Linked DNA regions of Homo sapiens: region 2 is linked to region 1. Evidence: chromatin loops called from intact Hi-C (ENCODE). Cell type or tissue: mammary epithelial cell. All regions are shown on one strand. Links, peaks and the distances in the headings refer to the core of each region. The heading gives the core; the rest is flanking DNA.

Evidence for each region. Hi-C counts contacts between places; a loop is a spot of excess contacts. Peaks named below come from ENCODE experiments on the same cell type or tissue, not always from the same donor. Only the 100,000 strongest peaks of a DNase experiment are listed, where the experiment ranks them.
Region 2: it touches region 1 in a loop (8-fold over the local background); 2 of 110 quality-filtered maps call a loop at or near these places.

Annotation. Positions count from the first base shown.
Region 1 is chr4:68,269,451-68,274,837 of GRCh38, reverse strand. No RefSeq gene overlaps it. Among named protein-coding and RNA genes, the nearest start is that of TMPRSS11B, 26 kb to the right of the region's middle. RefSeq lists enhancers at 1,668-2,242, 2,243-2,818. In mammary epithelial cell, for the core only: a CTCF peak has its summit at 2,871; no DNase peak of the experiment used is centred there; H3K4me3 peaks cover 414 bases.
Region 2 is chr4:68,665,776-68,671,162 of GRCh38, reverse strand. It overlaps UGT2B15 (UDP glucuronosyltransferase family 2 member B15), which reads left to right and starts at 511. Exons shown (of 6, transcript NM_001076.4): 1 at 511-1,268; 2 at 2,975-3,123. The coding sequence starts at 545. In mammary epithelial cell, for the core only: no CTCF peak of the experiment used is centred there; a DNase peak (open chromatin) is centred at 3,422; H3K27ac peaks cover 234 bases.

The DNA of each region.
Region 1 (5,387 bases), core at 319-5,318:
AGGGGTGGTGGCTGTCAGGCCTCTGAGCCCAAGCCCGCACGTATACATCCAGATGGCCTGAAGTAACTGAAGAATCACAAAAGTAGTGAAAATGGCCGGTTCCTGCCTTAGCTGATGACATTACCTTGTGAAATTCCTTCTCCTGGCTCAGAAGCTCCCCCACTGAGCACCTTGTGACCCCCGCCTCTGCCCACCAGAGAACAACCCCCTTTGACTGTAATTTTCCACTACCTACCCAAATCCTGTAAAACGGCCCCAGCCCTATCTCCCTTCACTGACTCCTTTTTCGGACTCAGCCCACCTGCACCCAGGTGAAATAAACAGCCTTGTTGCTCGCACAAAGCCTGTTTAGTGGTGTCTTCACACGGATGCGCGTGACAGTGGCAGTGAGACAAATGATTACATACTTGTGAGACATTATTTAGTGCCCAGTAAATGAACAGTTTACATAAGATAGGTGAACATTTGAGGAAAAAAGAGAATAGAGGGAGCAGATGTCTCAGGGGAAGGTGAAGGAATTATTAATCTCATCTTACCTTTGTTCTATACATGGAAGACAATTTAGCAGTCTTTTGAAGAGGCTGATTTCTGTTTAGTTAATTTATTACCTAGTATAATGCCTGTGTGACATAGCTGAACTTCTACCTCACTGTAACTTTCCTTATTTTTAGAAACAGGAAGGCATGCAGACAGAAGTTCCTCCTCAGGAGAATTGGTCAAAAACCAGTTAGAATCAAGATGGCTGACTGAGTGGCCGTAAATATATCTCAGACTTCATTATAATCCAATTTTCATGCTAAGTGACACTTCCAGCCGGGTCATGATAGTTAACAGTCGCCATGACAATGACCAGAAGAAACCATAAAAGAACAAGAACAAGGTTGGACTCTGGTTCTGATATCACTGCCCATTTCCAGAAAGGATATGAATATTCCTCCCCTCCCTTTTAATGTCCAAGCCTTTCCTTAAAGAGACTCTACATTTTAACTCCTCACCTCTCACTAGGTGAGAAGTTGATCTGTGAGCCATGTTCCTGTTTCTCCTTTCTTTGCTCCACTCGATGCTCATGTTTGGTTTTGTGTATTGGCTCTGCAATACCAAACAAGGAAAGATCCCACTTTTGGGACTACCAAGTTTATTGGGACTACTTAGGGAAGAAAACCTAATGACAGTTAGCAAGGGAAGGGTTATGATGAGGCATGACTGATCTCCCGTCCCATTATGGTTGTGAATGCAGGTTTTCTCTGTGGTTCCCTTTGTCAAGAGGAAATCCATTCAGTCAGTTGTGGGGGCTTAGAATTTTATTTTTATTTCTCAAGTCACAACCCTTTACTGACACAAAATTCTTTGAAATTTTTTCATAGAGAAAACTTACTAGTATGAAGGTGACTGTCATATATCTGGCATTCACCTACAATGGTAGTTGTGAAAAAGAACTATTACAGCCTAGCACAGCTCTGAGCAAATGTATTGAGATTCTTGTAAATCAGAATTTTGCTATATTCATATCTATATCATTCAAAAGTATACATAGCTTTGAAATGAGATTACCACCACGGCTGACAATGTAAGCTCAGTTTTGTTCTCTGTTGATAAATCTCTGATACACTGAAAAATTCTAGTTTAATATGGCTGTGTTAGAATAAGAAATATGTTTGGCAATCTGGTTCCAGGCACAAAACTCCTAAAACCCTTGGAATTTTCTGAGTGATAGAAGTTTCTTTTGTTATTCATAATGAGCTCCTTAGATTCCTGAGGCTGAGTAATTTCAGTGACCTTAGTACCCAGTTAGTACAGCACCAAAGTGTTTGTATCTTCCCTTTTCGCCTCCACTCATTTGTAAAGTACTATGCAAATACATATCAATAGTCAACCTTAACTTTCTTTGGTGAACAAATTCCGTATGGGCATATGGAGATGCCACTCCTGCAAAAACAAGTTTCTAGAATTCCCAGGAGAACTAAGAAAATAAAATACTACATTTTGGTTTGTTTGTTTTACTTTTTGGGGGAGTTTTGCAAAAATCAATTACAGAGTCAACTCAATTAGGTCAGTAAAATTCTTGTTAGGTGACATGTGGATCCAAAAGCATAGCAGCATAAATATATCAAGCAAATACCACCTACATTGTTTCTACCTCTATTTTGTGGAAGCTGAATCCTGGTAGTTCCAAAGAGTAGAATGACTGACAGCTAGCTGTTCCTTACAGTTCTGTCATTTTAGGCAGACACAGCCATCAATGAGCCATGACCTAGGAGGGACTATTTCTCAAAGAGCAGTAACATTCCTCTGTAGATGGCTGCTAGTCAAAACAGCAGCCCACATTTTCTTCCCTGTCTGCCCACAAGAGTTTTTTCAGTGGTTGCTAGTATTGCTTCCTTTTGCCTTCCCATCTCTATTTCTATGCACGCCTCTGACCGAAAAGACATTTATGTTCAATGACTTGAAAACCTTTTCAAAAAGTAATTTTGGTAGGCAAATGCCATAAATAAATTTTTTTTCTTTCTTCTTTTTTTTTTTGAGACGGAGTCTCGCTCTGTCGCCAGGCTGGAGTGCAGTGTCGCGATCTCGGCTCACTGAAACCTCCGCCTCCCGGGTTCAGATTCTACCGCCTCATCCTTAGTAGCTAGGACTACAGCTAATTTGTGTGTTTTTAGCAGAGACGGGGTTTCACCATGTTGGCCAGGATGACATTAAAAAGGTTTTCTTTAGTATGGATCTTTCTCACTTGTTTTAGAGTAACTGGAATTACTAGGGATAAAATCCAAAGAAAATTCTCAGCTCTTCACTTAAACACTGTGGTCATCTCCCTCTAAGTTCTTTGATTTTTTAATTTATTTTTTTCTGTCCTTACACACCATCTAGTGGACATGTGGGGTAATGACTAAAATGTAAGTGGTAAGAGCAAAAAGTCCTGAATCGTCAGTGAGCCAGTTTTTGAGTAATGAAATAATCCAAATAACTAAGCTTTTAAAACTGACTATTAGTTACTTAGTTTGGGTTAAAAAATGTTCCCTTTCTTTCCCAAATTTCATAATGAGAGCAATGCTGACATTTTAATCAACAATGAGAAATTTGTAACGAATGTAACACATCCTCTAATATTTTCTCAAGGTGCATCCTTTACTAAAGATGATAGTATATTGATTAATTGGTTTAAAAATAATGAGTTTAAATAAAATATTTTATCAGAAAAATAAAAACTGTAGACTTTTAGTTCACATGACTTTACTTATGGATTTGGACTTTTCAGTTAATGATGGAATATGTTAAGACATTGGGGGGACTGCTGGGAAGGCATGATTGGTTTTGAAATGTGAAAAGGACATGAGATTTGGGAGGGCACGGGGGCAGAATGATATAGTTAGGCTCTGTGTCCCTACCCAAATCTCGTCTCTAATTGTAATCCCATGATGTGGGAAGATCTGGTGGGAGGTGATTGGATCATGGGGGCAGTTTCCCCTATGCTGTTCTCATGATTGTGAGAGCGTTCTCACAAGATCTCATGGTTTAAAAGTGGGTTTCCCCTGCGTGCTCTGTCTCTCCTGACACCATGTAAGACATGTTTTGCTTCCCTTCCACCAGGATTGTAGTTTCCTCAGGCCACACCAGCCAGAAAGAACTGTGAGTCAATTAAACCTCTTTTCTTTATCTTGGGTAGTTCTTTATATCAGTGTGAAAATGGATGAATACAGAGAATTGGTACCAAGAGTGGGGTAATGCTATAAAGATATTTGAAAATGTGGAAGCAACTTTGGAACTGGGTAATGGGGAGAGATTGGAACAGTTTGGAGGGGCCAGAAGAAGACAGGAAGATGTGAGAAAGTCTGGAACTTCCTTGAGACTTGTTGAATGGTTTTAACCAAAATGTTGATAGTGATATGGATAATAAAGCCAAGGCTGAGGTGGTCTCAGATGGAGATGGCAAACTTATTGGGAACTGGAGCACAGGTCACACATGCTTTTTTTTTAGCAAAGAGACAGGTGGCATTTTGCCCCTGCCCTGGAGATCTGTGGAACTTTGAACTTGAGAGAGATGATTTAGGGTATCTGGCAGAAGAAACTTCCAAACAGCAAAGCATTCAAGATGTGGCCTGGTTGATTCTGAAAGTGTTCAGTCATGCGAGTTCACAAAGAGATGGTTTGAAATTGGAACTTCTTATGTTTAAAAGGGAAGCAGAGCATAAAGGTTTGAAAAATTTGCAGCCTGACCAAGAGGCAGCTAAGAAAAACCCATTTTCTGGGAAGGAATTCAAGCTGGCTGAAGACATTTGCATAAGTAACAAGGAGTTGAATGTTAAGAGCCAAGACAATGAGGAAAATATCTCCAGGGCATGTGAAAGATCTTCACAGCAGCCCCTTCCATCATAGGCCTGGAGGCCTAGGAAGGAAAAATGGTTTCATGTGAACTGGGCTCAGGGTCCCCCTGCTCTGTGCAGCCTTGGGACATGGCACCCTGCATGTCAGCTGCTCCAGCCATGTACAGCTTGGGCCATTGCTTCAGAGTGTGCAGGTCCCAAGCCTTGGTGGCTTCCATGTGATGTTGGGCCTTTGAGTGCACAGAAGACAAGAGTTGAGGTTTGGGAACCTCCACCTAGATTTCAGAAGATGCATGAAAACACCTGGATGTCCATGCATAAGTCCGTTGCAGTGGTGGAGGCCTCATAGAGAACCTCTACTAATACAATGCAGAGGGGAAACATGGGATTGGAACCCTCACACAGGGTCCCCACTGGGGCACTGTCTAGTGGAGGTGTGAGAAGAAGGCCACTGTCCTCTAGACCCCAGAATGGTAGATCCACTGACAGCTTGCATTGTGCATCTGGAAAAACCACAGGCACTCAACACCAGCCTGTGAAAGCAGGCACAGGAGCTGTACCCTGCAGAGCCACTCAAGGCCATGGGAGCTCACCCCTTGCACCAGTGTGCCCTGAATATGAAATATGGAGTCAAAGGAGATTTTGGAGCTTTAAGATTTAATTAGTGCAGAGTTGGGTTTCAGACTAGCGTGGGGCCTGTGGCCTCTTTGTTTTGACCAATTTATCCCATTTGGAATGGGAACATTTACCCAATGCCTGTATCCCCATTGTGTCTTACAAGTAACTAACTTGCTTTTGATTTTATAGGATTATAGGTGAAAGGGGCTTGCCTTGTCTCAGATGAGACTTTGGACTTGGACTTTCGAGTTAATGCTAGAATGAACTAAGACATGGGAGACTTTTGGGAAGGCATGATTGGTTTTGAAATGTGAGGACATGAGATTTGGTCAGGGGAACAGGGGCAGAATGATATGGTTTGGCTCTGTGTCCCCATCCAAATCTCATCTTAACTTGTAATCCCCACATGTCGAGGGAGGAACCTGGTGGGAGGTGATTGGATAATGGGGG
Region 2 (5,387 bases), core at 311-5,310, 400 kb before region 1:
TAGAATCTTTTGGAGATAATACTGATTATTGTAGTGGATGTAAAATTCTGTGAATATACTAGGAAACATTGAACTGTACACACTAATTGGTGAGTCATATGGTATATGAATTATGTGTCAACAAAGTTTTAGAAGACATTACTTGCACCACGATATTAAAAAATGCCGTTTGAGTTGTATAATTACTTCTTCTCTCTATGTCAAGGGCACCGAACAGGCAGGAGCCTCTCACTTGCCACTGTTCTTAACAGTATTATAAAATAATTACATAAGACAGGTTACTTACATATTCTAGGTCATAAAAATTATTGCTTGACTAGAGTAATTGTAAACATAAAAGAACACCAAACACACTAAAATAAATATGAGGTCATCAATCTTTTGTTGGTCTCCTTGGCATGCACCTATTCAGACTGTTAGTATTATGTATTTACTTCAAATTTTAGCAGTTATATTTTAACTTGATTGATTTTTCCTCAGATATAAGTATGAGAAATGACAGAAAGAAACAACAACTGGAAAAGAAGCATTGCATAAGACCAGGATGTCTCTGAAATGGACGTCAGTCTTTCTGCTGATACAGCTCAGTTGTTACTTTAGCTCTGGAAGCTGTGGAAAGGTGCTAGTGTGGCCCACAGAATACAGCCATTGGATAAATATGAAGACAATCCTGGAAGAGCTTGTTCAGAGGGGTCATGAGGTGACTGTGTTGACATCTTCGGCTTCTACTCTTGTCAATGCCAGTAAATCATCTGCTATTAAATTAGAAGTTTATCCTACATCTTTAACTAAAAATTATTTGGAAGATTCTCTTCTGAAAATTCTCGATAGATGGATATATGGTGTTTCAAAAAATACATTTTGGTCATATTTTTCACAATTACAAGAATTGTGTTGGGAATATTATGACTACAGTAACAAGCTCTGTAAAGATGCAGTTTTGAATAAGAAACTTATGATGAAACTACAAGAGTCAAAGTTTGATGTCATTCTGGCAGATGCCCTTAATCCCTGTGGTGAGCTACTGGCTGAACTATTTAACATACCCTTTCTGTACAGTCTTCGATTCTCTGTTGGCTACACATTTGAGAAGAATGGTGGAGGATTTCTGTTCCCTCCTTCCTATGTACCTGTTGTTATGTCAGAATTAAGTGATCAAATGATTTTCATGGAGAGGATAAAAAATATGATACATATGCTTTATTTTGACTTTTGGTTTCAAATTTATGATCTGAAGAAGTGGGACCAGTTTTATAGTGAAGTTCTAGGTAAGTCATGTGTCTAACTGGTGCTTATTAAGTTCTAACTTTTCTGTGCCTTTGAAGGTGAGCTTATATAAATATAATGTCAGAAGATAGTGTTTTTAAGGGAAATTATGAATTGCAAATGTAAGATGATCTATCAGTCTCAAAAATATTATAGAATGTTGACCTTATAGAATCAGTTAGAACCCTGGGGCCATCACTACTACAGGACACCCAGAGAGTCATAAACCTTCATTGTAAAGCACTAATGATTTCTTTAAACTATCACATATCATTTTGCTATACATTTTTTCATCTTTAAAAAAAGTCAATAGATACCTCAAGAAACATCTTCATGAAGGCAGACACATAAATTTAGTATTTACACATATTTCTAGAAAAATTATCAATGCAGGATTGAGGAATTTGTTTCTCTTTGAGTTCCTCAGTTTCCTCATTTAGAAATTAAATTTTGTTTTTCATGTAAGAAGGATTCCTTCACAGTTGAGTAATATAGTGGCTCTACTCCAGAAACAGAAGCCTAAAACTTGAGATTTCTAATGTTTATACATTCCTTCAATAACAGGTTGACAATTATTTCTTTCAAAAACTGAAATCTTGTTGAAAGTGAACATCTAAGTTTTAATCTATATTTTATTAAACTGCATCTCTCCATCAAAGAAAATAGGGGCCAAATTAAGGGAGAGCACATATCTCTATGTCAATAAATTCTGAAAATGTTTTAATTCTCATTTGTAAATATATTTATTTTAAAAATCTAATTATATTAAGATCTTAAGATGAACCAAGACAGTAGTAGGTGTAAAGATTTCAGTGTTGAGCTCAAAAAACTCATGGTTTACTTTGAGAACCAAGGATCAAGGGACTAGCTTAATAAACTGTAGACACTAGAGTACTTCCTGGAAAGCTGTTTTCATGGGTAAGGTAAGATGAATTAATTGTGGAACTGAAAGAGTTGTTTAAAGGTATATTTGTTACTATTGCAGCTTCAGAGGGAAGACAAATGTGTATTTAAGTTCATAGTGGCTACATTAGTCCATTCTCACACTGCTGTAAAGAAATACCTGAGACTGGGTAATTTATAAAGAAAAGAAGTTTAATAGACTCAGTTCTACATGACTGGGATGCCTCAAGAAACTTAGAATCATGGTGAAAGGCTAAGGGGAAGCAAGCTTGGATCTTCTCACTTAGTGGCAGGAGAGAGAAGTGCAAGCAGGGGAAATACTAGACACTTATAAAACTATCAGATCTCATGAGAGCTCACTCAATATCATGAGAACAGCATGGAGGAATCCACACCATGATCCAATCACCTGCCACTGGGTCCCTCCCTGGACACATGGGGATTATGGGGATTATAATTCAAGATGAGAGGAGATTTGGGTGGGGACAGTCAAACCATATTAGTGACTTATTTTAATAATTATTTATGATTGTGAATATACTGATGTTACATTAAAGATGTGATTTCTTCTTACAGATCTCTGAATACATTGCCTTCCTTATATATACATATGAGCAACATATGCAATAAATAAAATCTAAATTATGACTATATATAAATGTATTTATATATATTTTATCAATGCACAGACATTTTATATATGTTTGGGTATGTTATTCCAAGTCCTTTCAGGAAAATACCTGCATATTCAAATAACAATTCTCGTGTTAGCTACCTTTTGTTTTGTTTTGTTTTTTTCCATCAGGAAGACCCACTACATTATTTGAGACAATGGGGAAAGCTGAAATGTGGCTCATTCGAACCTATTGGGATTTTGAATTTCCTCGCCCATTCTTACCAAATGTTGATTTTGTTGGAGGACTTCACTGTAAACCAGCCAAACCCCTGCCTAAGGTAAATGTATTCTTGTTTCATTTGTTTGCTTGACATTTTCAGAAGGAATGGCTGGATATGTTTCTTTCAGAGTGTTTAACTCAGAGTGAGGGGAATATGGGAGGTCAAAAACAAGGACTTGCCATTAGAAAATCATATATTTCTGTAGTATCACAAGTATGTGAATGTTATTATCATTAAAGACCAAAGAGGTTTACTAGGGAGATTTTGAAAACAGGGTTGGTTAAAGTAAGGCCTTCATTGTGCCACCCAAAAGATAGTATGATTCATTTCTTCAAAAAATATTTGTAGAGTGATTAATACAAACCACAGGTAAGTGCTGGATTTTCAGAGAATAAAGGTAGCACAGTTTCTGCTCCCTCATGCCTTACATTGTACTTTGAAAGATAGAATAAAAACAAGTGAAAAAGAAAAGTCTAAAAAGTGTTATAAGGAAAGACCACAATGATAAAGAAATATGCAGAAGAGATCCCAAACTCATTGACAATTAAAGTGAGTACTCAATAATGTGCAGAGATAGGTGAAACGATGAGGGGTTGATAAACACCCAAAAAGAAAACCAGAGGCCAGGCAAGGTGGCTCACACCTATAATCCCTGCACTTTGGGAGGCAGAGAAGGCATGATTGCTTGGGCTCAGGAGTTTGAGACCAGCCTGGGAAACGTGGTAAAACCTCATCTCTAACAAAAATAAAAAATAAAATAATAGCCAGGCATGCTGGTGTGTGCCTGTAGTCTCATAGTCGTAGCTACTTAAGAGGCTGAGGCAGGAGGCTTGCTTGAGTCTGGGAGCAGAGGCTGCAGTGAGCTGAGACCACACCACTGAACTCTAGCCTGTGCGACAGAGCGAGACTCTGTCTCAAAAACAAACAAATAAACAAAAAAAAAAAAAGTAAAGGCTTGCATTAAGGCAGAAAAGTAGAAAAGCAATAAGGGCAGTTCCCAGGAACTCCAAATTTAATTTACAGGAAAAGGTTGAGTAAAAGTCAATGATGGGCCGGGCGTGGTGGCTTACACCTGTAATCCCAGCACTTTGGGAGGCCAAGGCAGGTGGATCACCTGAGGTCAGGAGTTGGAGACCAGAGTGGCCAGCATGGTGAAACCCCGTCTCTACTAAAAATACAAAAGTTAGCCAGGCATGTTGGCAGGTGACTGTAATAGCAGCTACTTGGGAAGCTGAGGCAGGAGAATCACTTGAACCCCGGAGGCAGAGGTTGCAGAGAGCCGAGATCACGCTATTGCACTCCAGCCTGGGCAACAGAGTGAGAATCTGTCTCAAAAAAAAAAAATATATATATATATATATATGTAATTTGATATACCCATAGGGACAATGGAGAGCTACTGAAAAGAGTGAAAAGAGTTAAGAAATGAAGAGATATGATCAGATTTCCTTTTAAAAAATCCCAATATTCCCAATGTATAATATTGCAAAAAGGCAAGTTTGTAAAATGTAAAGATCATTTAGGAACTTTTACATGAGTTTAAGCAATCATGACTACTTTTATAATAATAATCACAACTTCATATTGTGCTGTGTGGAAAAAAAGTAGTTACCACAGATAAAACACTTAAGTTGTCTCTGACACACAGCCAGTGATCCAAAAATATTGTTGATATTATGATTATTTCAGTCATTATTTTTAATACTTTAAATTAGCTAACATGTGCCAGCCATTTAAGATATCAGTCTTCATTTAATAGTGATTGATTTTCCAACACATCAAGATTATATTCTCTAGCAAAGTCCTAGAGAACAGATACTCTGTGTACTTGTTTAAATGTAAATGTTTAAGTTTGGGCAGTCAGTTGAACAAGCTGGAAAGCTAAAGTTGTATTGTAAAGGTGGAGGCTCTTCATTAATATTCTAGCTTAAAAGGTAATTCTGTGTACTCTTATCTTATTCTCAAAAAAAAATTCCTCACTCACATTAAAAGAAAGTGATAGTGCCAGTAGCAGGGGGAAGAGAGTAGCAGAATAAGGACAAGGGATAAATGACTAGTAGTACAATAGTGATTATTACTGATACTAGCATGATCTCGGCTCACTGAAACCTCCACCCCCCAGGTTCAAGCGATCTGATTCTCCTGCCTCAGCCTCCCGAGTAGCTGGGATTACAGGCACCTGCCAACACATCTGACTAATCTTTGTGTTTTTAGTAGAGACAGAGTTTCACCATGTTGGCCAGGCTGGTCTTGAACTCCTGACCTCAGGTGATCCACATGCCTCAGCCTCCCAAAGTGCTGGGATTACAAGTGTGAGCCTC